Regions from separate parts of the Homo sapiens genome. Here region 1 is linked to region 2. The links are chromatin loops, found by intact Hi-C in ENCODE. Cell type or tissue: heart right ventricle. All regions are shown on one strand. Each heading gives the region's core, and the rest is flanking DNA. Links, peaks and the distances in the headings are about the cores only. Region 1 has its middle 330 kb from the start of LINC01249. Region 2 has its middle 330 kb from the start of LINC01248.

What was found. Peaks named below come from ENCODE experiments on the same cell type or tissue, not always from the same donor. Only the 100,000 strongest peaks of a DNase experiment are listed, where the experiment ranks them.
Region 1: it touches region 2 in a loop (11-fold over the local background); 18 of 110 quality-filtered maps call a loop at or near these places.

The regions. Positions count from the first base shown.
Region 1 is chr2:4,982,950-4,999,103 of GRCh38, forward strand. No RefSeq gene overlaps it. Among named protein-coding and RNA genes, the nearest start is that of LINC01249, 330 kb to the left of the region's middle. In heart right ventricle, for the core only: CTCF peaks have their summits at 9,460 (motif pointing right) and 12,582 (motif pointing right); no DNase peak of the experiment used is centred there; H3K27me3 peaks cover 430 bases.
Region 2 is chr2:5,357,567-5,373,720 of GRCh38, forward strand. No RefSeq gene overlaps it. Among named protein-coding and RNA genes, the nearest start is that of LINC01248, 330 kb to the right of the region's middle. In heart right ventricle, for the core only: CTCF peaks have their summits at 8,501 (motif pointing left) and 8,703; a DNase peak (open chromatin) is centred at 8,496.

The DNA.
Region 1 (16,154 bases), core at 5,278-13,277, 370 kb before region 2:
AAATAGTGATTTTCCTATTAATTTAGATTCTTATAATTGAGCAATCAATACTTTTAGGTTGAAATCTATAATATGTATATGAAGTTCACATTGTATTTTCAAAAATATTGGAGATATAGTATTTTTCTATCTCAAAATCCAAATCGAGTTTGTTTCTTGAGCTTTGTCTTCAAATTCCTTAATTAATTAGAGCAGACAACTGGTTTGCATGAATAAAAACTAAAAGCTCTAAGGAACCCCTCAGGAGAGTCAAATGGAACTTGGAGAATCACCCACAAGCAGTCTTTGAGGCAGAATACTGCTTAATTCTCATAGATGCTAAATTTTATAAACTGAAATGTTTTCGGAGCCAATTAAATGATATTATGTTCAGCATGGTCAATAAGACACTAAATAATCATCACAGGACTCTAATTCCTGGGCAACTCAAGAGCTGAAAATGTCAGAGATTTAGGATAGTTTCCTTATGTGAACCTAAATGTTTATCTCCTGAATCACTGATGCGAAAGAAACACATTTTCAACAACCAGTTAACTGGAGAGGAGAAAACTATATTTGAACAGGCTGAGGAAGAGGCATTCACTAAGAAGGACAAAGTCTTACGTTGATATTAAAGTCAACAAATTAACATCTTTTAATTTAAAAAAATACATGAAAGATCGTATATATTTGCTAAACATATAATTAAAGATCTAGTGCTAGAATGATGTGTCATCAAAGAAATAAAGTAAACAATCCCTTGATTCCAGGCTCTACTGTTAATTCCTATAAAACTTTCACCTACCCTTCCTTGACCACAGGGCTAACCTTCTCCTTGGAGTCTGAAACTGTCTCAGCTCATTCTCTGTAAGTCATCCGGGCCACAAGACATCTACTTTCCAGGGGCTTTCAAGGTTATCATCCACAAAATTAGTGCTATGGAAATGATTTTGATATCTTCATTCATTGCAGATTTAACTTCGTCAATCTGGACTTCGGCCACATTCTTAACAGTATTAATAAACTTATTAGTATTAATTATGTATCGGACAGTAACTCTTTTTATGGAATATCTAGAAAATGGGAACAGGCAGAGGCTTTGGACAAGTGTCCTGCCCTGGTAAAGCCAGGGAAATGCCTGTGAGTGTGATTGTCCTAATACTCAGGATCTCTCCTTGTACCCCTGGATTTTTGAGCCAAATGTTTATGGTTGTCTTTCTTCATGTAAAATGAATAATTTCACAGCAGGTCGTAGCTTATTCGTGTAAATATGTGTCTGTGTAGTGGGTTATTCACAAAATATGCGATACACACTGGCTGTCCACATATGCCCTAACTGAGCCACTCATGCATTTCATCTGGGAAGTCCTCAGCCCTAAAATGCATCTTCAGCCAGGCAAATGCCCTGGCTTTACCAGGGTAGGACATTTGTCCAAAGTTAGTTGTAAGAGGCAAGAATTATTTAATTATTTACTTATTTTCTAGTTTATTTTATTTTTTATTTCGGCAAGAAAATTTAATATTAATTCTCTCTCTTAACATATTTTTAAATGTGCAATATCATCATGTTATCTATAGGCTCAATGTGGTACATCACATCTCTAGAACTTATTCATGTTGCATAATTAAAATTTTACGCATGTTGACGAGAAACCTCCCTATTTCTTGGAAACCCCACCTGGGTCCTTGGCACCCACAGTTCTCTTCTTTGCTTAAGAGGCCAAGCTTCAATTCACCTCAGTCAGACTGATCTTCCTACTGGACCCTTAAACATTGTTCCAAGCAGTATGCTGCTCATGGTCTTTAGCTTTTCTACAAAATGTATAAGAAAAACGAAACTGCATTTGTAAAGTTAGAGAAGGTGAGCTTTAGGACTGAGGACTGCCTGGATAAAACGTGTTAGTGGTTCATTTAGGGCATATGTGGACAGCAAGTGTGAATCGCATATTTTGTGAATAACCCACTACACAGCCACATATTTACACGAATAACCTAGCAAGAAAAGAGAAAACCACAAACATTTGGCTCAAAAATCCAGAAGTACAGAGACGGATCCTGAGTACTAGGACAATGCCACTCACACTAAGATTTCCTTTGTTCTGGACTCCATGATCAATAGCTGTGTTCTCATGCAAGAGGTCTTCAACGAAGAGCAAGTCCAAGAGAAAGCTGTTGAGCTCCTTAGTGCACAATATCTGGGACATGGGACACCTGGCTGGCTTTGTTACCTGTGAAGCAAGAGGAGCAGTGGTAGACGACGTGGGGAGTGGGAAGGAGAGGGGGAGGCCAGAAGGGACAGTGCGGTACAAACGGGAGGTCTCCCGCTCACGTTCGCCCTGCAGGGGAAGAGGAAGGGATAGGGCAGGGCCACTGACAAAATTCTTCCTTGGGCGGGGGACGCCCGGTTTTTTGCAGGAGGTCAGTACCTCTCACTGAGGGGCCTGACAGAACACATCTCCTTGGTGGCCTTGGCAAATAGCCCCACAGCAGCGGGTCAGGGAAGAGGATGCAAGACAGTTTGATACCGTAATAAGGCCCAAAGTTCCTATGAATGCTGCCTCCTGACAGCCTCAGGGGCATCTGGAGCTTGTGCTGGAGGAAGTTGAAGAGACCTGGAGTCCCTGAAGAACAGAGATAAAGCCAAAACACACACGTGAGCACGCGCACACACATGCGCACACAAAGTAATTCTGTTTCTCTACTTTATGTTCTGGAAAATAATGTTGGAATTTCTTTCAGAGGCGGTGAAGAAAATAAATACATGTGGAATTAGATACTAGGGAGACGTTCGCTTGTAATTGGGTAAAACTACTTTTTTCACTTACTTGTAAAATTTTACTTCTTTGGTCATAATAAATTTTGATGAAAAAAGGAATTTCATAATCAGTAAAAAGATTAAAAAGAAGCAATGTGTCTATATTGTCATATATTATTCATGGACTACAATGCTTATCTTCAAAATATGAAATTCTTTGAGAGAGAAAACATGAGACTTTGGTGTCACCACATTGAACCTGTAAATTCCTCCACATGCTCAACTCTCTCACCGTCCACCAAAATTCCACCTTTAATTAAAGTGAGTTTTGTGGATGATCCATGTCCTTTTCATCACTGAGCTTTAAAAATCTTATTTTACATTTCACACTGCCCATTGAAGTCTATATATTAATAGCACCACAAAAGTTCTGCTGGCAGGGCCTGTTAGATTTTCTAGTAACCCTTTGAACCTGAGCTAGTTTTCTTTCATAATCTACTAAATCCTCAAACTTTAAGAAATGACTTTTCTTTCTCTAAGCTTTCTCTTTTCTTTGACTATCTTGTTACAATTATATGCTACAAAGAAACTAGAGATCTGATTTTCTTCTCATACAGTTTAGAAAAAGCCAAACCAGTTTTAGAAACACGGAGATAAAACCTTTATATGATCTGTAGAAGTATGCACAAATCTCCCATAGAATAGGATGGGGAAGGAGGTGACCCCCTGCTCTTTATTAACATGCTTTCTTTCTTAAAGGTCTGAAACAATTTGCAAAGCAGCTGTTAACGGAACATATTTTGGAAGAACTCAAACTGACCGACAGTATTTATTAAATGTTTCTCAACGTGCGTTTTATTGAGATTTTGGCATCGTTGTTGATTTGCATTTCCTTTTAAATATTTCTTTATAGTAAAATGTGACTAGCAAGTGAATATGTACACACCGCAAAACCTTGGTTGCTTTAAAGTCGTTCTGTCCAGTACCCTTATTGCTAGGAAAACAGAAACTGACACAAATATATATTTTTTATAAGAAAAAAGGGGAATACATACCTCTAATTACCAAATAAGCTTTAACCAATAGTTTTTATCAAACCCACTTTTCTGATTAACCAGCACAGAGCACTTTACAAGAAACAAAATTGAGGAGAACTGGCAGAACCAGAAGAGAAAGTCATGTGCAGTAGAAGACAACATGGAGACTTCAACATCAGAGGAAGCCCCAGAAAAACTAGAAAACAAAAACTATCTATAGGTGTCAGAGCCTGCAGACAACCATAAATGCTGGTATGGTAAGGTACTCAAGGGAAGAAAATGCATGAGAAAGACAATGAAATTTTGAGCAAGAAAGACACAGCTTTAAATCCTAATTCTACTTCTTGGTTTTATAACTGAATCTTGTTACCAAAATTCTCCAAGTCCCACTTTGTTCGATACTTATATCTGAATGAGAGGACCCGGTTTACTAAGTCTCAAGGATTTCCTGACATAAGCAGGTGCAAAGTGAGTGCTATAATAGATGCTCAATCTACGGTAATATTTTCTGTTTTATTTTCTTCACTGTTATTATTATGCTCAGTAGTATTTTCCCAAGAACTCAAGGGAGTGACCTACGGAAAATTTCCTTGCAGATATTAAAAATTAAATGCTTGTGCTTGAAATAGTAAGGTTCAATGATCTGAAAAACTCACTTATCTGATAGATAACATTCTCCTGAGCTTTTGAACAAATGATGTGTGAATGCACATAATTGTGTTCTTATAGAACTTGTTCATGTATATACAATATAAATTGTAAAATATGCATATATATCAGCAAAAGATAATATACTATTCAAGTGTATTCATATTAATTTAATAGTCTTGATGAATTTAAATATTCTCAAATATATATGACTTTTCTCCAATGCATAAACAATTGTAAATAAATTACAAAAACTAAAAGCAGGTAAAATTAGAATGTGTATATGTGTCTGTACATAAATAAAAATGTGGATACACAGGCCAGGCGTGGTGGCTCACGCCTGTAATCCCAGCACTTTGGGAGGCCAAGGCGGACAGATCACGAGGTCAGGAGATCGAGACCATCCTGGCTAACACAGTGAAACCCCCTCTCTACTAAAAATACAAAAAGAATTAGCCAGGCGTGGTGGTGGGTGCCTGTAGTCTCAGCTACTTGGGAGGCTGAGGCAGAGGAATGGCATGAACCTGGCAGGCGGAGGTTGCAATGAGCCAAGATCGTGCCACTGCACTCCAGCCTGGGTGACAGAGGGACACTCGGTCTCAAAAAAAAATTTGTCTACACAAATATATAGTGGGTGTTTAATACATATTTATTCTATAGCTTACAATGCAGTTGTATAATATTTTCCTCCAAAATATTTCCAAAATTATGTCAAACCTTGTGTGCTGATAAATACGAATTATGGGATAGAAATTTTTCACATTGCATAATTAATTGTGTTAACTTGCTTGAGCAGATCTTTGTAACCATAGGAAATGTAGAGTATTCATTTTCCTCACAGGAAAATGTGCACAGACACTCACAATCATCAGGTCCACATGCACACCAGGCTAAGAGCATATAAGCAAATCAAAGGGAACCAAAGGGAATCATGAGGGATTTTTGCAGCTGGAGTTGCAGGTCTTTCTTTCTTTCCTTTTTTTTTTTAATTTATTTTGGACAGAGTCTGTCTCTATCCGCTGCAACCTCCATCTCCTGGGTTCAAGTGATTCTCCTGCCTCAGCCTCCTAAGTAGCTGGGATTACAGGCACCTGCCACCTCACCCAGCTAATTTTTGTATTTTAAGTAGAGACAGGGTTTCACCATGTTGGCCAGGCTGGTCTGGAACTCCTGACCTCAAGTGATCTGACCACCTCAGCTTCCCAAAGTGCTGGGATTCCAGGCGTGAGCCACCGCGCCCGGCCAGGAGTCACAGGTGTAAGACAGCCTGTACGTGGGGCAGCTCTTCCTGTCTTGTCACTGTCCAGTGACCTTTTGGGCATAGGTGCCCCTTTTGGTTGACTTGTTAATTATTAACCTTAGCAAAGAAAGCATGAGTAGGGTACAACTTTAGAAGACTGTTATGAAGCCCTGAGTGTGAGAGTGAAAATCTGGAGCCTTAAATCAATACCATCTTTTAATTTGTAAATAGATTTGAGGCCCACCTGTTTTGTCCTAAACCCCCAAATCTGAGTTTTTTTTTTTTTTTTTTTTTTTAATAAACAGGTAACTTGGGTAGGTAGACAAGGTTATAGTCTGCTGCACAAGAAAAGATATAAGTCAATAAAGATCGAGGGTTGTTAAATCTCCGCTGCAAATAACTACTCCACTTTTGTAAAGAGATGTATGTTAGACGGATATGCCATGTCAGGAAAGGTCAGAAAACAATGGTGTCTATCTACTTCCTTTTTAACTTCTGTTACTTGACCTTAAAAATGTGGAAATGTTCCTGGGGCGTCCTAAGTGTGTTTCTCCAATTTCCTCCAAAGAATGTGAGTTTCTGGGGAGTAAAAACCGTCCTTTCTTCTTAGACCTTCACCTGAGAACCAAGTGTCCTCTCAGCACAGAGCTTCCTTCATATTTCAAGGGGCACTGAAACCAGGCAAGCTTGAGCTTCAGAACAGGCACGCAGAGGCCTGGAGAGAAGAAGCAGTGAAAGACTCATTTGTGTTCAGTGTTGTGATCTCTTCAAGTAAAATTCAAATTGGCTCCAAGGAAAAAAAAAATCTCATTTTCAGTTGCAGCCTGCTCTGAATCAAAGTCACGCTAATTAATCCTGAAAGCTCACTCCGTGCCAGCCCTGGATGTAAAGGCTTTACATTTCCAACCTTGATAAAGTCCACAGCAGGAATGTCAGACAAGTAAAAGTGCTCTCCCACAGGGAGTTCCCCCACAGGGAAACTGAGGCACAGTGAAACTCCATAACTTGCTTGCCCAGGTGTCTGAGCAGAGAGGAAGCCATGGGGTCCAGCTCCAGAGCGCACCTTCCTTTCCTGACAGCAGTGACAGGGCTCAAGTTGGTTTAGCTCATCCAGATTTATGTATATGGAGCCCCTTCTAACTCTCCAGGATCCCAGCCATCCCTCTTCATGAGCCTTTGAGGGAAGCAAGACAAGCGTTACTGTCTCCTTTCTACAGGTAAGAAAACCGAAGCTCAGGGGAATGACAGGACTTGGCCCGGGAATATGGGCACCAAATAGCAGCCTCAGCCCAAAATCTAATTCTCTGGGCTTCACATCCCAAACTATGACATTTTCCAAATGATTATTGGAAAATAGGTATTTGCCTTTTGCCTTGCACTGTTTTGCTGTCCACTTTCTGGAGTTTTCTCATCATGGGCAGTGAGCAGGGCCTGAGTCCTTTGAAGCCTCAGGAGACGCGAGGCTACTCCTGCAGGTCTGGCGATGTGAATATGAGCAGCCCTCAGGAGCCAGAGATGCTCCAGGCTGAGAAGCAATGGCCTTACCAGTACTACCGAGCAGATGTCACACCCATGAAAACAAAACAATCACTTGTTAAGTAGGCACATAGCTACCCGAATAGCAGGTATCAGAGTGTAGAGGGACGGCCAAAGGACTCTCTTTGTCATCTACAGTGTCAGTTATTTCTTTATATCTTTCACTTTAAAATAAGCATGGTTTCATTTGACAATACTTGGCCAATTATGCATTCTTTTGAATTTAAAATTATCTCAAAAAAACAGGTCTGTGTGCCTGTGTTTGTGTACTGCAAGTATTATGGGTGTGTAAATACATATACATATAAATGCATGTATATGTATTTTATGGGTATATAGATATTGTACATATATGTATATATGTAATTTAAACTTGAGCAAATCAGTCAAATGTGACTTGAGAAATTCTCCTTTGTAAAATTACTAATTTAGTTTTTATCAATAAATATGTAAAGAACAATAATTGTATGCAATACCATACTTGGTATAATTACATGAATAAGATGGAAAGTATAGCTGTGAATTGTGAATTCAGGGCACAATAGTATAATAGAGATGCTAATGTTACTGAAAATACATCCTTACAAACTCATTTATTGCTAACAATTAATGAGTTATGTATTCATATTTACCTGTGACATTTGGAATGGGCTCAGATAATTTAAAAACAAACAAAAAAGCGTTCTGCTAGCCTCCTCCCCTGCTGCCACTTTCTCCTGGGTGCTTATATGCACCCAGTCCATATCCAACCCAGGCTTTTCTCACATGTGGTTCCGGATCCATATAAAACCTGAAGGACATCCACATTTCTACCAGCATCGCACCCCAAAGTGAGTCGACAAAAACCCACTGAGACTCAATTTTTTATTGCATTGGCTTCCCAGTCCCAATAATATCTATCTATCTATCTGTCTGTCTATCTATCTATATATACATATATATATATATATATATATATATATATATATATATATATATATATATGTATGTATTTGAGATGGAGTTTCTTTCTTGTTTCCCAGGCTGGAGTGCAGTGGTGCAGTCTCGGGTCACTGCAACCTTCACCTCCCCGGTTCAAGTTATTCTCCTGCCTCAGCCTCCCAAGTAGCTGGGATTACAGGAGCCCGCTACCGTGCCTGGTTAATTTTTTTGTATTTTTAGTAGAGATGAGGTTTCACCATGTTGGCCAGGAAGGTCTTGAACTCCTGACCTCCGGTGATCCGCCTGCCTCAGCCTTCCAAAATGCTGGGGTAACAGGCGTGAGCCACCATGCCCAGCCCCTAGTCCCAATAACTAAATACGTATTTTGGTGACTTTTATTCTTTTTGCTTCAAGCAATCCCTCTCCCAGATTCTGTGAACATCAGCCTCACAGCTCAGAATGTCCAAACTAAACCCATTATCCTTTCTCCCCACCTTTTTCTTTCCACATGTATCAGTCCAGTCTCTGACACAGCAATCTAGGTTTCTCACAGGACTCCTTCCTTCTCTTCTTCAGCTACTCATTCATCGAGTATTCGTGCAAAACCCTATTCACAACTTTCTCCCCTTGAACCTGTCGCTGGTCAAACTTGGAATTTCACAATCTCTAGTTTGCACTTTTAAATTTTATCCTGTTTGGTTTGTGTATTTCTTCTTTTACATTTTTCATCTCTTGTCTATACTAACACCAGAAAAGCTTTATAAAGCACACATTGAGTCATGGTATCTCCCACTTCAAACCTTTCAGCCCTGTCCCCTGATTTAGAAGGTGAAGTGCACAGATGTTTTAGTGGGAACAGACCATGCATGACACGCTCCATCCCATCTCTCCAGCAACATCTTTAAGTACCCCCACTCCTGCCACCATCATAAGCAACATCTCTGTCATCATGATTTATGCATCTCTGTGCGGGGCAATTATGTGTTTCCCTCTATAAATTAACGTTCTATGATCTTACTAAGGGCAAACTTCATTTATTTGATCTTTGAACCTCCAGCGTGCATCATGATGCCTAGTTTAATAAAGAGTGTTTTTTAAATGAGGAAATAAAGTGATTACAGAAAAGAATGAAATGTGTTTCCTTAAGAAGCCTATTCCTTGTGATCAATAGTAAGAATTTAAAGATTATTAAGAGATAACATTTATTCTTAAGGTAATGAAGCTTAGTGCCAAAGAACAGGATTTTTCAGCCTCATCATTATTGCCAATATAGACCTGAGAATTTTTTTGTTGGTCCTGTGCATTGCAGGACGTTTATCAGCACCCCTGGCCTCTACCCACTAGATGCCAGTAGCACCCTATTCTCCCAGCTGTGACAGCCAAAAATGTCTCCAGGCATTGCCAGATGTCCTCTGAGGTATAAGATCAACCCCATTTGAAAACCATTGCAACAGAAGAACCAAACACCCGTGGGTTTCCGTGTCACTAACTGAATAGTAATAATAAGAATAACTCATATTGATCTTGCAAAGAGGGGCATGTGCTGTGTTGAGACGTTTTCATTACTGTTTTAATTATTTTTCTCAGGGTAATATTTACAGCAGCTCCAGAAGTTAGTTTTTGATTATCAGTTTTACAAATGAGAAAACAAACGTTCAGTGAAGTTCAGTAAAGATTACGTATCTGTTAAGAGGTGGAAAACAGCTTGGCCTCAGACGATATTCCTCTAGTCTTAGGCTGTGCCCTTAGCCATAAAGCTTCGCTTAACCTTGATGCCTTTTAAATAAGGAAGATTCTATTAAATATACCTGCATTCAATACAATTTAAGACAAAGAATAAGAAATATCAGTAAGAATTGATCACTACTCAGTCCATCAATATCTAAATGTATAGTCCTGTGTTTATAGATAAGCCCCTTCTGAAAATTAATAGTGTGTAAATATTTTGCTTTATTTCTTTTTCTTAAGCCTCAGAGAATATTAAAATTCTCAGTATCTCAAATAATATCTTTATTTGTAAAGTTATAAAATTGCACTGCGGAATTTCAATCTCTATACTTCTGTTCATTTCAAATATAGCCTCAGCCTTAAGACTATAAAGCCATTTTAAAATAAGAAATTTGTGGCTGAAGTTATAGATGCTAGGGGATTAAAAGATGAGTACATTGCTCAGTGAAAGAGTAGACAACAATATTAGGGCTTAATATACAACATTAGGAATAGATATTAGTTTTATTTTTCTTTTTACTAAGACTTTACCAACATTCCTGTGTGGGCGTTTATAGCAGAAATTAGAAATCAGAGCAGTGAGATTCTGGAGTAATTAGACACTCATCTTAGAGTATTTCTGCATTTTATTCTTTTCTGTAATCATTTATTTCCTCATTTTAAAAAAACACTATTATACCAGATATTTTGCTGTATCTTTTAAAATCAACATATCAAAAATGTTTGTGACTGACTGACCATAATTTTATTAGCCGAAGAAAATGTGATACTCTAAATATGTTTTCCTTAAAGAGCTTATATTTGCCAGAACCCGTGCTTGTAACAATTGTACAAGTTGAAATATAATTTAGAGCAAAATTAATAGTGATAATTACCCGTGTTCCTCTTCAAAAGCTCAATACTTCATAAACACATATCTGAACATTAATTATCCAAATATCTTAATCTGAGAGTAATAGGCCTTTTGATTCATGTTTGGAATATTAACAAATAGAATAATATTAAAATTCTCAATACATCAGTCAATTAAATTATGATAAAGTATCCTGTTGCCTCTTAAATAAAGAAGATTCTATTAAATACACCTGCATTCAATACGATGTAATACAAAGAATAAGAAATAGCAGTAAGAATTGATCAATACTCAGTCCATCAATATCTGATTGTATAGTCCTGTGCTTATACATAAGCTCCTTCTGAAAATTTATAGTGTTAAGTGTGAATATTTTGCTTTGTTTTTTCTTAAGCTTCAGATTTGGATCTGTATTTGGAAGAGTACAGGTTTCTAAAAATAAAATTTGATACAATTAAACAAAGCTGTGTCAATCCCTTCCAAACTCAGTTGCCTGGCATATGAAACCCTAAATGATACATCTCTTTCTAGTTCTTGTTATTGTCACCAGAAAAAGTCACAAAATCTGTACATTTAGAAAAGAGAGCTTTAATTCTAAAGTCGGGTAGAGCAACCTGCAGGCAAGAAGCATAGCTCGTGGCTGAAAATGAGAAGCAGGTGTTTTGAGGGAGGAAAGGATAAGACAGGAATTTGTGCTGCATGGGTTGGCTAAGTATACATATTCAACAGGTTATAGGAGGAGCTATGAATAGCCACAAATGTGCTGCACACATGCATACTAAGCTAACATGTATCTTACGTACGTCTACGTTCACTTTGGGGTGGAGACATAACATTTCCTTATATTTCAGTTAGGCTGTTATACATCGAAAGGTGAAGCAGAGGGCACGAAGACACTCAATGCACAGCCTCCGTAAACTGAACAGATACACTTCATGGTCCTGTTCTCTTACAAGGAAGGAATGTTGCTTAGCTGCAATGTTGAAGCTGCAAAAAGGAAAGGGCAACATCAGGTCATGGGTTGAAATCAGCCGTGGAGCAAGCCTGTAGTCCCAGCTACTCGACAGGCTGAAGCAGGAGAATTGCTTGAACCTAGGAGGTGGAGGTTGCAATGAGCCGAGATCGTGCCCCTGTACTCCAGCTGGGGCGACAGAGCAAGAGACTCCATCTCAAAAACAACACCACCACCACCACCACACACAAAAAAACATTTAGTCAGCTCCTGGCACACAGTTGATCCTCAAATCTTAGAAGAATGCATTTAGTAGAGAGATGGAAATAACCCATTTTGTAGTTTTATCTCCCTGTCTTATAACTAAATCCTTTACATTTTCAGGCAAGATGATTGTCATAAAACGTACCTTCTTAAAAGACAGCTTGGGATTTAGCAAAGCCACCATTTACAATTATTTCTGAATGTACATTAAACTAATGCCACTGACATGAAAAATGGTTTTCAAGTTATTACTTAATGTTTTATTGACACAACTATTTTTATTTTTTTATTTTTATTTTTTATTTTTAAATAAATTTTTAATAAAAACTTCTTGCTGCAAAGCACAGGGAAATGATAAAGCACTTAGAAAAGAATAAGACATTCCCATCACAGTTCTCATATGTAAAGAGATTGGAAGTCAGTACTCTCATCCTTACAATAATAAAGAAAAATGCTGAACAAACTGAAAAATCAACTTTTTTTGTATTCTTCAGAGAATTGAGGTTGCAAATCACCATCCTGAACTCTCAAAAGAAAAGTAAATACAGAGAATCACAGCTGAGATTAATTTACCTGGAGCAGAAGTTGTTGGAGCCATAAACTAGTAAAAACTCTAACTGGTTATTTTAATGAATTGCTGGAGGCTACGTGTGTCAAAGCAGGAGGCTGAGATATGACAGCAGGGGGAGTTGCGGTTTTAGGGGATCCCTCACTTTGCATGGGTTTTACCTACAGGCACTGCACCGTTTTCTCTTCAGAAAGGTCCTACGAAGAAGAGCCTGCTCCTCTCTAGGGGGAAGAGCACCATCTGTGAAGTACAGAGTATTCTACATGACAAAGGCCAACTACCCAAACAAAAACTATCCCAGAGCCTTGGTCCAGTCAGGGAAGGGCATTTCTTCACTCCAGATCTCTTTGGGCTCACTGTTTTGCCAAACACGGGGAAATGAAAACTAAGAAACACTTGTGAAGGTCACAGTCCAAGGACTCAGGTGCACTAAAAGCTTGAGATTTACTCATAAGATTAGTGATTCTATGATTATAGAACATTTCCCCTTCCTGGAACCTTACCATGGCAGCAACAGGGCTCCAGTATGATAACAGTGGATTACAGTTCAAAGAACTAAAAGTCACAGACTGTTTAAGGAGGAGGTCTTAGGGGAAGCTCAGTTTCAACAAAAGAGATGAAAACAAGGGCACTAAAGGAATTTGGGCCCTCTGGCACCTACAGATACAACAAACATTAAATACAGCCTTACTCCTAGCCAGATTAACATAAAACCTCACACTAAAAACCTATTTAGCCGAACATTTTGATTCCTGCCTGTAATTCCAACTACGAGAGAGGCTGAGGCAAGAGGATTGTTTGAGGCCAGGAGTTCAAGACCAGCCTGGGCAACACAGGGAGATCTTCATCTCTTAAAAAAAAAATTAAAATAAGTACGTAAATAAAAGGGTGTTTACCTCAGTTTCTATTACTACCTGATATATCACATCTGCCTTTGAACAACAATCACAACAAAATACAAGGCCTGGTAAAATGCAAGAAAAAACAGTCTGAAAAGACAAAGCAAGCTACAAAAGTTGACTGAGATTTTCAAATTGTCACACGGAATTTAAAGTAACTCATGTACTAAGGATTCTAATTTAAAAAGTGGACAACATAGAAGAAGAAATGGGTGATATAAGCAGATAAACGGAAATTCTAAGAAAGAATAAAAAAACATTTATTTAGAAATAAAAACATCGTAACTAAAAGGAAGAACAGCACCGATAGGGTCCTCAGTAAACTGGATTCATCTCAGGGAAAAAAATCTGATACTGAAGAGCTTGAAGATAAGTCAATAGAAACTTCCCAAACTAAAATGTAAAGAAAAGAAAACTTAAGAAATATAATATTTCTCCTGACTTGCTCTTTCTAGATTTATTGAACGTTATAGATGATTCTTTTTCATGTACTCCCTTAGCAACAGAAGCAGAGGCAATACTTCTTAACTCCCTCTGTAAAAGGAGCATTACCTTAATACCAAAACCAAACAAAAACATTACAAGAAAGGTCAACTACAGGCCAATATATTCCATGAGATTATATGCAAAATGCCCTCAAAATATATTGGCAAATTGAAACTAAAAATGTGTAAAAAGTAATGTATACCTTGCTCAAGTGGCATGTATACTAGGTATGCAAAGCTAATTTAATATTCAAAAATCAATTCATGTAATCTAGCATATTAACAGACCAAACAAAAAATATGTAATTATATAAATTAATGCAAAAATTCAGGAAAAGCATTTGATATAATGCTACACTCATCTACATTAAATTTTTTTCAGAAAAATAGGTATAAAGCAAGCTTAAATTCTTGAAGAATATCTACAAAAAGCCTATAACTAACATACTTAATGGTGACAAGTTGAGTACTTTACCCCTAAGATCAGGTACAAGTCAAAAATGTTCATGTTGCCTCCTCTCATCATTCCCACTCAACATTGAATTGGAAGTCCTAGAGATAAAGGAAATAAAAGATACATAGACCGGTAATACATAAATAAAATTCTGTATATTCACAACTGACATGACTGTCATGTAGAAATCCCAAATAATTGAAATATAAACTCCTGGAATTAATAAGTGATTCTAGCAAGGGTGTAAGACACTAGGTTAATATAGGGTTTATCACTTTTCAACATATGAAAAATTAGCAATGGGAATGTGAAATTAAGTACAGATTATATATGTAAAAAACCAAAAAAAAAATCAAACATGAATAAAAGGAGACATATTCTGTGTTTATGGATTGAAAAACTCAATATTGTTTAAAAGTCCATTTTTACCATCCTGATTTTTAGATTCAACGTAATTGCAATTAAAATTCCAGCAAGCTATTTTGTAGATATTTACAAATTGAGTCTAAAGCTTATGTGATAAAACAAAAGACCCAAAATACCTAAAAACATTCAAGAAGAACAAAGTTGAAAGAATGATACAACCTGATGTCAAGACATGACACTACAGTAATCAAGACAGCATGGTGTTGGAAAGCAAACAAACAAAAACATAGATTGATAGAAAATAATAGAGTGTGGAAATAGAATGACATAAATATAGTTACTAATCTTTGGCAAATAACAATGGCAATTTAATAAAGAAAGGGTTGTCTTTTAAATAAACAGTGTGGAAACAACTAAATGTCTATATCAAATCATCATCATCATAATTATCTGCCTAAATGTACAATACAAAACTGCAAAATGTCTAGAGAAAAACATAGGAGAAAAATCTATGTTACACTGAGTCGGTGATTTTTTTAAGATACAAATCCAGAAGAGTAATTCATAAAAGGGAAAAAACTAAATGAGTGTATTTTAAAATTAAAAATAATTTTAATTTCTTGTCTATGAAAGACACTGTGAAGAGAATCAAAAGATAAGACATAGGCTGAGACAAAATGTTTCCAAAACACATATCTGATAAAGGATTATATCTAAAAAATATGAAGAACACTTAAAACAAGAATAATAAAATAAAAAATCTTTTAAATATGTTCAAAATATATGAACCAACATATCACTAAGGAAGATATAAAGATAGCAAATAAACATTTAAAAAGATGTTCAACATCATCTGACATTATGAAATTAAAAATTAAAATAACAATGTCATCTAATAGGCTTTTAGTCATACCACTACAAACCTGTTAGAATGTCTAAAATTCAAAATACTGACTATGCTGGTTGTTGGAGAATATGCAGAGAAACAGGAACTCTCACTCATTGCTGATTGAAATGGTAAATGTTACAGCTGCTTTAGTAGACAGTTTGGAAATTTTTAACAAAGCTAAACATAGTTTTAACATATGATACAGCAATCACATTTCTAGGTATTTATCCAAATTGATTTGAAACTTTGTGCCAACGAAATGCCTGTACCTGAATATTTATAGTAGCTTTATTTATAATCACAAAACACTGAAAGCAACCAAGATGTCCTTCAATAGGTGAATGGGTAAACAAACTATGGCAAATCTATATGCTGAATATTATCTAGCAATGGAAAAATTGAGCCATCAAGCAAAAGAAAAAACATAAGTGAGCCTTAAGTGTGTATTGTTAAGGGAAAAAAGCTAATCTGAAGTGGCTTTATGCTGTACAATTCCAATTATGTGACATTCTGGAAAAGGCAGAACTAGAGCATGGTAAAGAAAAAAAAAGATCAGTGCCTTCCAGGGGTTTTTGGAAGA
Region 2 (16,154 bases), core at 4,214-12,213:
GGCTTAGAGTCTCTTAAGAAGCTGCGGACAGAGTGTTGGCCAGAGCTGCAGATGTTTGAAGGCTTGGAGAGCTGGAGAAGGTGCTTCCACAATGGTGCACACACAGGGCTGGAGAGACAGTCCCTTAGGCAAGGTGGCTGGCCCCCTCCAGGCACGTGATCTGAGAGTGAGGGAGGGGAAACAGAGGTAACTTTCTGACTTGTCTCAGAAATCACACACTTTTCCTTTCTACCACAGGTGAGGTGGGAGGAATTAATCTCCAGCGCAAGAAAGGCAGTGTAGCAAACAATGGTGGACATTTTTTTAAACCGCCACACACCCCGACTGCCTGGTTCTTGTTTCCATGACAGTAGAAAACCCTGAACCAACCCCGGGTACAAAGGAGAGGCAGGTATAGTTTATTGAAACTGTTGTTCCCTTGACTTAATTCTTATTTTTCCTCTGAGGAGCTTTCCACCACCTCTGTTACCCTATAATGTCCTGCCTTCCTTCTACAAAACCCTGTTTTTAGTCGGTCCAAACACACTATCCCCATCTATTACATGGAGTGTTAGCCAGAAGTCCAAGCTTATGCCAACCCCCATGAAAGCATGGTATATCCAGGCATGCCTTGAGTTTCAGGGCACTCCTTAAACAGTGACAGTAAATCACAGGGGCAGTCATCTGTCCTGTCTATGTGTAAGGCCATATAGGAAGCCATAAAGAGTGAACAAACCTATGGTAGGTCTTTAAATAACAGAAAAGTCCATCTCCAAAACATTTTTTTTATTCAAGGTCTATTTTGCCTAGTGAATAACACTTTTTAGAGCACATTTAGAATCTGGAACATGAAAGTCTTAGCTCACGTGCAATGCAAAATCCAACTTAATTTCGCCCACATAATCCCATGTTCCCCAAATAATCAAATTTGATATGGAATTATCTAATCCCTTTCTATAAAAGATACCACCAGCCGGGCGTGGTGGCTCACGCCTGTAAGCCCAGCACTTTGGAAGGCTGAGGCGGGCGTATCTGAGGTCAGGAGTTCAAGACCAGCCTGACCAACATGGAGAAACCCCGTCTCTACTAAAAATACAAAATTAGCCGGGCATGGTGGCACATGCCTGCAAACCCATCTACTAGGGAGGCTGAGGCAGGAGAATCGCTTGAACCTGGGAGGAAGAGGTTTCGGTGAGCTGAGATCACGCCACTTCATTCCAGCCTGGGCAGCAAGAGTGAAACTCCGTTTCAAAAAAAAAAAAAAAAAGATACCACCATTTAACTAAAAGATTGTTTTCACATTAATGTGCAAAAGTATTTGATGACACCCATTCAACAGTCCACACTTCTTAACATGTCTCTTATTCAGATGGATGGTGATAGCCAGTATCCCCAGCTTCATGAAGGAGAAAGAGGAAGAAGAAAAGAAGAAGTAAGAGGAAGAGCGGGAGGAGGAAAGGTGGAGGTGGCGAGGAAAAGGAAGTGCAGGAGGAACAGAGGGAAAAAATGAAACATTTTGAAAAAGGGGAAGCAGGAGAGAAAAGGAGGAAAAGTCTAGGGAAAGCAGTCACTGGACAGAGATTATTTTAAATTATTCTATTCAAAGGCTGAAAAGCCATCAGAGACGTCTTATCTCTGGTAAGCCCTCAAGATGTCCTCAGAATTAATGCCAAATTGGCAAAGAACTTTTCAATTTTACTTCTATTTGCAATGAAGCTGTTCCATTGTCGAGTGCATTCCGATTATGATTGCAAATGCAGAGAAAATGAGTGGACCAGTGCACAGTGCAATTTCATTGTCCCTGTGATATATTAAGGATGGTAGCTTGCAATACAATAGAAAAAAGAAAACTACACACAGTAACCCAGCACATGCAGAGTGTTCATTAAAGCAGCAAAGGAACAGATTTGTTAAATTATAATTGTTTTTATATTTACAATTTCACCAATAAATTAAAGTTTAGTACACTAATTAGATTGTATATTACGGTACCTGCACGTGCTATTTTCATTCACTTCACAGCTGGCAGATGGCGTGAGCAGATGATTCTGCTATTAGGAGCCACGGAATTTTAAAGAGACAAGCATAATTGTGCGTATCACTCCTTTGCTGTTCTAGCCATGTGTGTGAACCTGGCCCACTTAAATGCAATACAGCCTCGATATTACTGCCACATCCTTATTTTGAAAACTGCTTATGCTTTTTTAATATAAAACCTACATTACTCATTATTTTTAAATGTTTGGTAAAAATTATATTGTGTAGACAAATGCAGTCATGCAATAATCCAGTTGCAGGTGTTTCCTACTAAATGATAAACTATGTGTTTCTCCTCTCTCTAGTGGGTTACCTGATCTAACAAAAGTCTCAGGATGGTGAAACTTCCTGGAAGACTAACTTTCCAATTTACCAAATATTTGTTGAATGACTGAATGCCAGACTTCAGAACAGAATAAAATGACTGAATAGATCATGTGGAAGGATATGTGGTTGAGTTGACTGTCACTGATGCAAGGAGAAAAAAATCATTAAAAACGGAGAGGTGAAGGGTAGTTTCACATGATCAACACTGAGTTGTTCCCTGAGCTGTTTGCAACGTTGATTGCAAGCGCGAATCCTCCTCGGGGAAAATATGTCCTCTTGTAGATGGAGTCATATGCCAGTGTCTTACCAGATGTGAGAAGCTCTCCCAAGGGCAAAGTAGCCCCACAGTGAAAAGAAAGCCACGCTCCACCCTCACGTGCCCCAAACAACCCCAGATGGTCTAAAGGCTCTTAAAAGGTGGGTTGAGTGACTCGGGCGTATTACAATTCCCAAAGTATTCAATTTCATCCTTGACCAAATCTCCCCACTCCATCCTGCTTTTCACCAAGGAATCCAGCAGTACTGACAGAGTTAGCTTAAGGTGGCCATGCTGTGTGTTTGCCTGTCCAACCCCGGCTGAAGTTCCTATGATCGCTCCTTTTATGTCCAACCCTCTTGCACAGCTCTTGCGGTCAGGGTGCAGGGCATGGGCTTTGCTTTGCTAGCAGGATTTGCTGGCCCCTCTGTGCTAGTATATACGAACTATGTCAAATAGTCCCCATTTGGAGAAACTATTTAAAATAATTGGGAGTGTATGCCAAAAAATTTAAAATAATTTTGTTAAAATATGACTCTTTCAAGCAATGTTCTACCTTATAATCTATTTTATTTAAAAATTTTTAATAAAAGACTTTATTTTTTTGAAAGCTTCAACTCAGACATGCTTAACATGGTCTCTACCAATGTTTATTTATTTAAAGATACATATTTTAACAAAGTAATTAATTATTAATTGTATAGACATATTATATTACATGGAAGGTTTTTCTATTGCAAACTAAAATCCAGTATTTACTTATGAATGTTATTAGGCTACCTCAATGGCAACTGAAATGAAGAAGTTAAGCATTAATACAAAATATATCTTCACTGTAGCTCCAGGAGTCAGAAGATGGCATGGGCTCATGGTGCAGATGGAAGCTCTCTCCAGATTGCATCTAAAGGTAACATGGAATCAGATTACCAGATAGAAATGAATGAGAGGAAGGAGGTATCTGCAGCTCTAGATGGCTGCCCTGGGCTAGGAGGGCAGGTCTGCAGATCCCTGGGGTGTTCGAGACTTCTACAAGACATCTACGAAGTCAAAACTACTTTTATAAGAAAATTAAGATGTTATTTGCTTGTTTCATCGTGTTGATGTTTGCACTGCAAAAACAACGATGAGTAAAACGGCTGGCCCAAGCCGAATGGAGGCAGCAGAACCGAATTGTTCTAATGGCCATTGTGCTCTTCCTGCCATGCCTTTGCAATGAAAAAACATGTAAATACATAGACACACATACACATATTCCAGTTTCCCTTACTACCCATGAGGTATATATAAAGATTATAAATATGATTGAATGTCAACACTTATGTACATATCTTTTTGCTCCTCTGTGTGATAAGTGTGAGGTGTGTTTTGAGCACTTCCCTGTGTGCCAAAGCATGATGGTTATCACGCTCATGTCAAGGAAAAGGTCTCGACAAGTATTTGAGCTTCCAGCTGAATTGGACACTTTTTGTTTGAAAAGAAGACTGACAGACAAACCGGCCACTCTGACCTGGGGATGTGGCAGATATTTTCTTGAAAATGAATGAAGCGAGCCTGTCATTTCAAGAAAAAACAACTGGCTATGTTTATTGACAATGATAATATTTCAACTTTTGAGTGAAGGTCAGAAACATGGAAAACTTGTATCCATTCATCTGAGCCTAACCGTGTCTCTCCACTTGAAGATATTTCTGATGAGATGGGCAGTGATAATAACCAGTGTGTAATATTTTTGCCATTGGATAATGAAATATGTGGACATGTGGAAAATCTGGATAACTCGGTGAACCAATGTTTTCTAAGGGGCCAGTGCATGATGTTACAAAATCTCACATAGATGAAAGACGCATTGAAAGTCCATGACAGACTAGTGCAACGGAGGACAAAAAGTTCACTGATGTAGTTCCAGTCTTTCCTCACTGCAACTCACCTTTCAGAAATTTATATTCTTCAAATTTCTTTGTAATATCAGAGAAGGATATACACAAGTATCATAAAAGGTTGCTAAAATTATCCTCGCATCTTTCTGAATCTACTTCAACCTAACCACTTGTTGCAACAAATCAATGGAGGATATGGGACCCAGCTACGTTGCATTCAGCCTGACAGCAAAGAGACTGGCAAACCTCGAAGCTGTTCTTTTCACTAAATTTTCGTAAAAATATGTTGTGTTCACATGTCGTGGGTTTATAATAAATAAATATTCCAACAGTTCTCAGTCTTAATTCTTAATATAGTTAATTCCAATAGAAACTACCCATATAAATGAAACCTCTTAAGGGTGCGAAGAGGTTCTTGATAGTGGAGAATTGCTGGGTCATGGAGCTGCCATGATTGCTGGGCATTGAGGATTCATTTGAGGTTATGGATTATGGATTAAAACTGGGCTCAGTGAGGGGCTAACATGTTGTTCTCCAGAAACATCCATGTGTGCAGTGTTGGTGGAGTATGGAAAGCAAATTTGTTTCTCTAACAGACGTTATAGTCTTTCTTTACAAGCCGTAAAATTAATGCCAGCTGATTTTATTCTAAAAGAAATTTGGTTGGTTAAGGTGCCGAATGACCCAGAAACCTGCAGACCCAGGCCAAGATGGATGAGACCAAAAGGAGACAAGGCTTTCAGGAGCACAGGCAGGAGACTCTGGCCTGGAAGGGACAGGAGACCCCACGAAGCCCCTACCACTGCCTCAGGCTGTCGCTGCTGGGGCCCTTGCCAGAGCTTCCCTGGACGCAGAAAAATGGGCCTTCTCTTTTTGCTTCTGTGATAGGAAATGCTGTCTGCCTCCTACTTAGAATCATACGCAGTGGTAGGAACTCCCCAATATAGAAAATTGATTCTGATTGTAGTTCAAAAAAAAATCCTCATATCCTGCAAGTCCCTTTCTCTGTTATATTCACCTCTTCCCCAAACCCTCTAAATCTCCCTAAGACTCCCTTAGGGAGTCTAAAACCAGCTTCCTGGTTAAACAAAGTAAAAAACAAAACGAAACAAAACCAAAAACAAGAAGGGAGAAAGGCAAGGAAGAGTGAAATAAACAGCGGCATATAAAAAGAAATTAATAGCCTAGGTTAGCATTCCTTATTACTATATATTCAGCTCTTATACCCACACTGGAGGGTAGCCAACTTTGTGACTGTTGTCTCAGACATTGACACTTGGGGTTAACGCACCTAGAATAGTTATTTGGTTTATTTTAATTACCAAGTTCCAAAAGAACAGAACAATTTGTTTCTTTGTTTGTTTTGTAATATACTGTTAGGATGCATGAGAGATCAGGAATAAGCATTCTGAGGCCAAATTCTGCTCTATTCTCAATCTATATGGAAAAATACCAAGACAGGTCTGTGTATTTTGTTTTTGTTTTTGTATTTTTGAGATGGAGTCTCACTTTGTCACCCAGGCTGCAGTGCAGTGGCATGATCTTGGCTCACTGCAATCTCCACGTCCTGGCTTCAAGTGATTCTCCTGCCTCAGCCTCCTGAGTAGCTGAAATTACAGGCGTGCACCACCACAACCGGCTAATTTTGTTGTTGTTGTTGTTGTATTTTTAGTAGAGACAGGGTCTCACCATGTTGGCCAGCCTGGTCTCAAACTCCTTACCTCAGGTGATCTGCCCACCTCGGCCTCCCAAAGTGCTGAGATTACAGTCGGGAGGCACCACACCCGGCCCCTGCGCATTTTTTTAAATGGCCAAATTTTGTAAAGTTTATTTCTTAAATGGATGGGGCAAGAATGATTCTGAATGGGATTAAAACCCCTCTTTAGGTATGGTATGCATTGTATATTTCGGATTATCTAAAAATTCTGTCCTAGGGCATGACAAATTAATAAGTACCCATTTAAGCATGTGATGTTCATATAGCTCCTTAGCTACTAGGTGTTTTCTGCACAGAAACAATTTGACAGGGTCTACTCATCTCTGTGATCACACTTGCTTTTTCTTTTTATTATTTAAAGATATATTTTTAAGGAAATAAGGAAAATGGCCAGGAACAAATGACCGAGAATAATGTCTTCTTTTCCAGCAGCAAATCTCTGCTGAAACATGGAGTCTCTATTGTCAGGTGTGTGTTGCTGTGGAGGGTCAGCACGTTTGTGTTTACCTGACCCCTCTCTTGACTCTCAATCTATTCACTAACCCATGCTACCTTCTTTTCAGGATCTACCAGAACAAATTCTTGATTTCAGTGTATATACATTTTACATTTTTTAGAAAAATATGGTGGTGGAAAGCAAGAATTATTAAAGTTTAAGAGCTCCTGCACCACAGAGGCAACAAGGGAAGAGCATTGTTATTTTGAAACATGATTTAATATAGGCAGGAGAGACAGAGAGAGATAAGGACTGCCCCCAGGCGATAATAATATTAGAGCTTAGAGACCCAATGGTGGTGATTCATTCAACAAACACATACTTACCAGGCAACTTCTATGTTCCAGAGCTAGCCTACTGCTGGTACCGCATGCCACCATATCTCTAGGGAACAAGGGAGTGGTCACGCGATTATACAACATTAATTTTCATAGACCCAGTGAGTTTGAGTTTTGGAAGGACTATTGCAGACCACTAGGTCTAATTCTTTTACATTAGGAAAATAAAGATCCAGGTTTTAAGCCAATTCTAGAAATAAATCCAAGTCTACTTTTTCTTTGCTATGTGATCTTTTCCTTATGCACCTACACCCATAGACACACACACACACACACACGCACACACACACACACACAAATATAAGCATCCAGGGTGAGTAAAAAGACAAGAAGAAAGGAATCTCAGGTAACTGTGCAGGATGGCAAAGGTAATATGTCTGGGTCACAGAAGTTGTGGGAAAAAAGAAAGATAGACTGCCTATATTTTTCATGATGCTTATTTTTAATACTTTCAAAAACAGTGCCTTGGTTTTATATTAGTTGGACACTAAAATTAAAAACAAACTTCTACGTGTCCAAACTTTCTAAAATAAGTTCTCTGTGGTATCCTAATAAGACAAAGTTTAGATTTTCTATTAAATTCTTTGAAGTTAAACATGAGCCCAGCTTAAGTCATTTGGTATGAGAAAGAAGTACAGAGTACACCTGAAAAAACTTGTGTTTCAAAGTAACAAACAAATTAGCTTTTTTTGAATAGTACTTAGATGTTTATTTTAACTGTCTACAAGATTTGCCAAAAGGGAAACCATACTTTTGATACTGTTTAAGTTCAGAACAAGTTGGAGTGTACGGAATATATTGCTCATTTGTATGCTTTTGAAAATGGTTTTCTCTTCCAGCCATTTCATATCCAGATGTTCTGATTGTTCCAACCCACAAGCCATGTAGATTATTCCTGTTTTTCTTTGTATCATGTAAATATTTTGTCATACATTAAAATTATGGGAAATCATGGTATTTTTATGATTTCAAACTTGGAATCTGCAGGCCTGAGAATGGCATTAAATCTAGCTGTGTTCTCTTTCACAGACACAACCAAATGTCATCATTAAGATTAAAAAAGCCGGGATTCCTATGCACTGTCCACCGGCTCTGTTACTTTTGATGGACTTTACTGGAGAAAGAGCTGACAGAACATTTTCAAGATGGACAACTATATTTTAGGCAGATATTTCCCTGTTTTCCAGACTTCTTTTTTAACTTAATGAAACTTGATATGTATCAGAATGCTATTATAATGGATTTGCTATAATTTGCTATTACTATAGCTATGAAAATTATGTATTCATAGACAATCATTTTTAAATCAAAATGTTGTATTTGCACTTTTCAAAAATGTTATTCTCCTGCCATAGCTAACACGACGCCCCTGGAGAAAGCTCTGGTGGCCTGGGGCCCACGCCTTCCATTGGGCTGGCGTCAGTCAAGTGATGGGAGCCGCACCGCCCTCCCCTTTCGGTGAGGCAGCGCCCCCTGGTGGACTGACACGGGCAGTTTTGGACGTGAGCGTTGTGAAAGAAGGAAGTGATTTCCTACCCTGCGCTCGGTAGACACGTTTAAATCGCCTCACATTCATACTTATCTCTGTAGATGCAAATTATACAACAGGACCAGATAGGAATTCTCCTAAATCTGACATTTTTGGTCTCCAAAATGAAAACTACAGACTATTAATGGAAATTCTATGCAATGTAATGTATTGGCTCATTGGCATGAAAAACCAGCAAACTCTGTGGGGCTTTTCGACACAGAGATTGAGGGAGGAGGAAGAGAGATCACCCTAAAGTTCTTCCAGTTGCACAGAACCGCCCCCGAGGCACCGCTGCACCGGCTCTTTGGTTCAGAGACCCTACATCACATCCCACTGATGGAGTGATAGAATTCAGCTCTTCATCATCATCCGCCAGGAAAGGGGACTGTGTGATATTTTTACAGGCCAATTCCATTTGCAGACTATAAAATGGTGTAGGAATTTCTCCTTTACCTGGCCTAGTCTATAGGTGAAAACACCAAGGCCCAGACAGGATATGAGGCATTCCCTGAGGTCACACAGTAAGATAGAGCGTGGACGAAGTGTTTGCACCCCTGAAATGATAACACCTGGGTTCCCTGCTGGATCTATCCTGGTTTTATTTTCTTTTTAAAAAATTCGCGTAAGTTCCTCTGAGGATCTACAACCCGCATTTTTTTATTTATCTCTGTGAAGGATGCTGCAGAATCCGCGTCCTCCACGACAGAGAAGAGAATGTGCCGTGGCTTTAGCACTTGGAGAAGAGCAGCTCAAACGTGGGCCGTTTAAAGAAACTCACTGAAAGGATAGGGTCTTTTTCTCACAAAGATGGCCTTTTCTTTTCTCTCTCTCTCTCTTTTTTTTTTTTTGTTTTTTGTTTTTTGTTTTTTGTTTTTTTTTTGAGACGGAGTCTCGCTCTGTTGCCCAGGCTGGAGTGCGGTGGCGCGATCTCGGCTCACTGCAGGCTCCGCCTCCCGGGTTCACGCCATTCTCCTGCCTCAGCCTCCCGAGTAGCTGGGACTACAGGCGCCCGCCACCACGCCCGGCTAATTTTTTGTATTTTTAGTAGAAACGGGGTTTCACCGTGTTAGCCAGGATGGTCTCGATCTCCTGACCTCGTGATCCACCTGCCTCGGCCTCCCAAAGTGCTGGGATTACAGGCGTGAGCCACCGCACCCGGCAAAGATGGCCTTTTCTAGACACAAGATCGGGGCACAGAAGGTACCAGCAGAGCACTAGGAACCCAAAGGGCCCTGTGAAATTTGAAGGCCACTTCAGCCCCAGCACCTGAAGCGAAGCCGTCAGGCACTGTCAGGAGGCGTCTCGCTGGGGCAAGAGGGAGCTTGCTCTTAGGCAGAGGGCGTCTTTGTGACTTGAACCACCTGAGAAAGGATTAAAAGGGAGAGTCCAAAAGCTTCAGGAGGAATGTGGAGGGATCCTCCTCCCCAAAGAAACAATCAACTGAATTCTAAGAAACCCTGGGGCTAGGATTTGAGAGAGGGAAAGAGCCTGGTCTATCACTTATCGTGAAATGTGTTTCAAGTTAGTTTGCTTTAACTCTGCTAAGCTTTGGACAGTTTTTATTTTACTGCAAGAGAAAAAGTAAAGAGTACAACCAGAAGTTTGTGCTAAGGGAAGCATGCACTTTGTTATAGAGTCTATATTCCATGTTCTCAAAAAAGTTATGTGTCTGAAATGCAATGGTATATTTCCTTTAAAAACTGAATGTGGGATACAGCAAGCAGGATTCAATTGAATAGGATGCTGAAGATTTTCTTTAAATCTGTAATTTTATTATATTCTTTGACAAAGTATCTTCTTGTTAATATGAACATATGAGAATGTGGTAGTGTTCAAGGAATAGGTGTTTGACAGCATTTTTAATTAAGAGCTCAGAGAAGTAATGGAAGACATCACTAAAAGTACTTTTGAGGAAATTAAATATCTGGATTATTTCAAAATATTACTTAGGAGCATTTCATGAAGGAATATAATGAAAGTGGGAAGGAAAAGAGCAGAAACAAAAGAGGCCTACATTAAAGATTTTGCAGTGCTCAAACCAGGCCCTCTATGCAGGAGACTCTTGAAGCCCTGAGGAGGCTTTGAAGAGGGAGCTCTGGGCATCCACTGCACCCGTCCTGGGATGGGAATCAGAACTGCCCAGTAAACGCATTAAGCACACCTGCCCTTCTTCAGTTGGTACAGTGATTGGTGCCCTATTTAACTTTTCCTTTTCCCTCACAGGTCTTCTGGAGACTTCTGAGCAACCTGCTATACGTGTCCTGTCGTTGGTGATGTTTCCATGTCTCTGTGTGATCTGCAAACCCCTCTGCTAAAAAAGAATTCCGATTCGCATTCTTACCACTGGGGCTGCACCTGCTCCACCTGTCTTTACCTTGCGCACACACTGTTTGGGGAAGATGCTTTTTCTGATACTTTCTGAATGGAAAGGCATCATAAGAAGGACATATTTGTGAAGTGCTTGAAAGTCCTCTCATACTTTCCAACGCAGAAGGACTAAAGTCTTTGTCAAAGTTAAGGTAAAATACATCACAGTCACTGGATCCCAGGCTGCGTAAAATCTGCCATTGTCTCACGAGAAAATATGCAGCCCTCCATACCAGCCCAGCAAAGAGTTTTTAAAGAGATCATTCTGCTTACTAAGCTTGATCTACAGTGCCAGAATATAGGGCTACATTTTTTTTTTTTTTTTTTGCCCTTCATGAAAGACCTCAGATTAACGTTTAACTAAAAATTTATTACTAAAGCTCTCTTTTCCTTTCCTTTCCTTTTCTGTTTCTCTGTCTCTCCTTTTCTTTCTTTCTTGGGTGAAAAGCATAGGGACAACTAGCTAAGGCTGTGAAATTCAAATCTATCCCTCTTTCTTTCTTTCTTTCTCCTTCCTTCCTTCCTTCCTTTTTTCCTTTTCTGTTTTTTTTTCTGTCTCTCTTTCTATGGAATTCTAATCTGTCTCTCTCAACATGTGGCCAGCTTGCACATATGACACAGTAGAGACCGTCTGACAAGGGTCCTGTGCTGGTGACACTCAGGTTACATTAATGAGGGAGACACACACCGTGCGTCACAAAATGTTATACAATGAGAATCATGAGAATCAAAGAAATCATGCCGGAAGGCATTTGCCTTCTCAGAATGAGACATGAAGGTTCTGCTGAAAGTTGGTTCTCTCAGGCCCCTGGAGAGCTGGACACAGCAGCATTCCGAGAAGTGCAGGGACTGAGGCAGGGCCCTCAAGGATGTCCTGGGAGGACCAGGAGGGAAGAGAAAGGAAGGACCACCAGTGGGAGTGGGCAGACGACAAGGGAAAGGAGACATACGGGGAAGAAGGAGAAGGCAAAGGAGGCACAGAAAGAAAATGTAAAGCGATCGTGAATTGAACGTATAAGGATTTAGGCCTTCTGGTTCTGAAACAATTTAATAGAGGTCAGTTGCCCTCCCAGAACCTGTCATCTATCACTGATGAAAATGTGAACCAGGCCAGCTTAAACCCAGATCAGTACTGTGGTCTCCAAGCAACACCACAGGCCTTACCACCTGGACCCTTAGAGATAAAGTTCCTCTGAGTCTCCATCCATCTCCAGCCATCACAGGGCCCAGAGCCCTTCATGAGGCCAGCGCGAGACAGGTCATCCATCATTCCTGGCCAATGTATGGGTGTGCAGATGCTCCGGTGTGAAAGGACCTGGCTACCTTCCTTCGATTATTTTACTCTGAAGATCTCCAACGGAGCGACTGTGTAGCTTTTCCTTATGCCATTTCCCCATTCTTCGGGTGTTAAAATAATACAATATGATAATATTATAACATAATAAGACATGATCATCTGTAATATAATGGCATAAGTAATATAAATAAAGGTAAAATACTATATTATCATAGTATGTAATATAAATAGACTATAATATAACACGATGTAATGTAATTTATCATAATAAAATAGTGAGAGCAGCACAAAACTCTCTCTTAGTACATACTGATCTTGTTGATCGCTAACCAAAGGGCCACTGGGCAACGGGTGCCCATAGCTCCTACACTCTCAACATGGTTCAGACCTGGGATCTAGATGATGGAACACTTACGGCATTGGTAATGCTAGTGTTCATTAGAATGACTGCTGTGGGGGTTAGGATTACTATGACACAGTGCCAAGCTCAGTAGGAAGAATTTTAAGACTCTGGGAATTCAAATGTCGGCTCACATGGTAGCCTGAAGAACATATATTTGGAATCCTTCCAATTCTCATTCTGTCCACAGAACCATGCTTGGAGCCCATCTGCGTGTGCCAGGCAGGCCCCTTTTGATCCACTGCCACTGAGCTTGTCACCGTGGAGCTGGGAGGAATGTTGATGAGCGGGACCTCTCTGCTTGCTGGATAGCCAACTTTGATGGTAAGCAGGCTGCAGAGGCCTTTCTCCTTCTCCTTGACCCAGCAGGTGCATGCTGTGTGGGCTGGGCATGGGGCCTGCTTTGCTGTGTTGGGACAGGGACCCAGGAATCGGCTGTAGCAAGGTCATCAGGCAGAGCCCCCACCCAAGGCAGAGCGCTATTCTAAAACATCTCCAATGCAAAGGCTTTCTTTGCCTCTTAAAACCTTAATGATGGCCAATTCATGAATTCACAAAGAAGTTCACTTTTTTATATAAAATTCTAAATTTTGGGAAACTTTTCCTTGTGGTCAACCAACATTTGCCTCTGTATACCTCGTGCCCAGAGCTGTAGGCTATGCAAGGTTAGCTTTCTAAATTATAGTCCTTCAAATATTTGTAAACACCTGAGCGAGGTGGCTCATGCCTATAATCCCAGCACTTTGGGAGTCCGGGGAAGGAGGATCACTGGAGGCCAGGAGTTCAAAACCAGCCTAGTCAACATAACGAGACTCCATCTCTATTTTTTGTAATTAAAAAGAAATTTAAAAAGAAAGAAAAATATTTTGGGAACGATGTAGATCAAATTCACTGTGCATGTGGCCTCCCTCAAAAGTTTATACATATCACAGAGACACACAGGGCCATGTCTCCAGCCAGTCCATCCCAGCCCAGGGTAGAAAGGGCTCTCCCAGCCTTCTGCTGGATGTGGACTTTCTATGCTGCACCAGACACGAGTTGATGATCACTGGGAGAAAGTTGTTGCCTCGACTTTCTTCTAGAAAGGGCAGCCGCAGTGCCATATACACATGTGCACACACCTTCATGGAGGCACAGACACACCACACACATGCCTACACACCTGCACACATACACACTCACACACAGACACACACACACACACACACACACACACACAGAGCTTCTATCACCATGTTAGAAATCTCACTATTCCCATTTCTTAGGGCTGAATACGAAATTAGAGAGTGTTGTCTCCTGAACACTAGTTGAAATGTGCATGTTATTAGAGTGGCAAGGAGTCTCTTAAAAATAAAAAACAAACAAAAACAACAACAACAAACTCCCTTTCTAAAATCTAACCGTCCACCATCTTGCTGGTTTATAATTCTAGAATCTAAGGGTTCCCATCTATCAACTCAAAAGCTTTCTGTTGACCAAAATCCCAAGGGAAAAAGGTATACAATAGAAATAGTATGGATTAAGACAAGGTAGTGATTAATAAAAAGAAACATAATGAAAAAAACACCGGTTTTGCCAATGATTTACATTGTAAACCTCAAAAGCCACTTATTTCTCAGAGCCTCAGTTTCCTCTTAATGAAATCAGAGTATTTAACCCAATGAAGCTGACACTTCCTTCAAGTGCTTCAATGCTCAGTGATTATTATAGCCTATAGTTCAGTGGGGGGAGGTGAAGAATCACAAAAGAAAAAAAGTAACTATGTATTAATACAAGTGCTTAAAAAATACTTGCTGGTTAAATAAATAAAGAAGAACATGATATACTTCAAAGTGTTTTTGCAAATGAACCTTCCTTTAATTATAAGCTGAAGTAATCCAAGTACTCCTGTGAAGAATTGTATGCATGCCTAAAATGCTATTCTTTTAGTACTAATTGCCAGTTGTTTAATCACTTTTAAGATTTTCTTTTATGTGTCGGTCATATTTTTATAAATGCCCTCTGTGACAGAAAACTGTCATCCCATGTGGATTTGATTGCGCTGTAAGGAAAAACCATTCAAAGAGAGATAATGGAGGTAAGTTACTCTTTTCTTACTTGACTCCCGCTCGTTAACTGAGTCTGAACCAGAATTTTTAAAGTTGTTTATAGCAGTGAGGGCAGAGTTGAAATGAGCCATGTACTCCTTGCTGAAGCCCTCAAATGCCCCGGAGCTTAATCTCTCACCCCTGAGAGGCTAAAAACATGTCTGCGAAATGGAACTGGAGATCATGCATTTTAACCAGCATTTTAATAACTTTATTGCTCATATTAAGAAAAACTCCATTGATATGCAGATTGTGTCAATACTTCTTTTGCTAAAAGTTGTGAACACTTTGGCAATCACAAATGAAAGCATTAAGACAGAGAAGATGTGAAGCAGGAACTCTCCTGATTATATGTCATTCTATTTCTAACATCTGTAAGTATCTTACATACTGAGCATTATGAATGCCTTTGAAGGCTCTGCAAATAATTTTCCAAACTCCATGAGAAGGGAGAGTGTCAGGGAGAGGGTTTGAGGCTGGAGTCCGGAGCTTCTGCCTGTCTCTGACAGTAGTACACCTTATTAACACATATGGGCCAAACAACAAATTATTTAACTTACGGTTAAAAAGCATAAGAGACTACTTTACAAAAAACAATGTATGTAGTAGTTAATAAAACTTCAAATAATGTTTACCGCATACTGTTGTGGAATAGCTATTCAGATCAAGTTAAAAATTGAAATACAAAAACAAACCAGAGAGAGAAAGAGAGAGAGAGACAGGAAAAACCCATCCATTGAATCTCCAGCATTCCTGCATGGAGTTTAGTAAGGAAAGAGCACATGTCGCAAAGCAAAGACATTGCAGTTCCAACAACAAAAGTGAAACATCTTATTTACAAAAGACCCCTTTCCGGCTGTTGTGAGTGAACCTGTGTTTGTGAGAAGCAGCGAAGAAGCTCTAAAGCCCACACTTTTCTCCCCTTAAACGGTCATCACAGCATCGAAGTTCCAAAAGGGGACACCTATTACAGGCCTCTAATGATTATTTTTTTAAGTGCACTTTACACGTCCTCCCACAGCCCTAGTGCTGCGCTGGAAAGATGATCCCTTTCCTGCCTGTCAGCCACAGGTACAGAATGCCCCTTGTCCAGACCCAGGAGAAACAACAGGAGCTGTTGAACTCTTTGCCTTGAGTCTTCCCTGAGAGAATGCGCCAGGCTTTGTCTTCCTTGGGACAAAGCTCCTCTCTCCCAGGGGGCCGGGGTGCCACCAAACCATGGCATGGATTTAGACTCCATGGGATTGGAGTTCATTCAGAAAATTGGTTTTAGGAGCCTTATCTAACATTTCCAAGCAAGAACCCCAAAGGTCATCCTGCCCTTCTGTAGGGAGCCCAAGTTGTAGAAACAATCCCAGAGGAGAAACATGTTTTCTAACTTCTGTGACTGCATTGTGGGAGGCACTGCTCACTGTACACCCGGCACATGAGGGTAATTAGGTGAT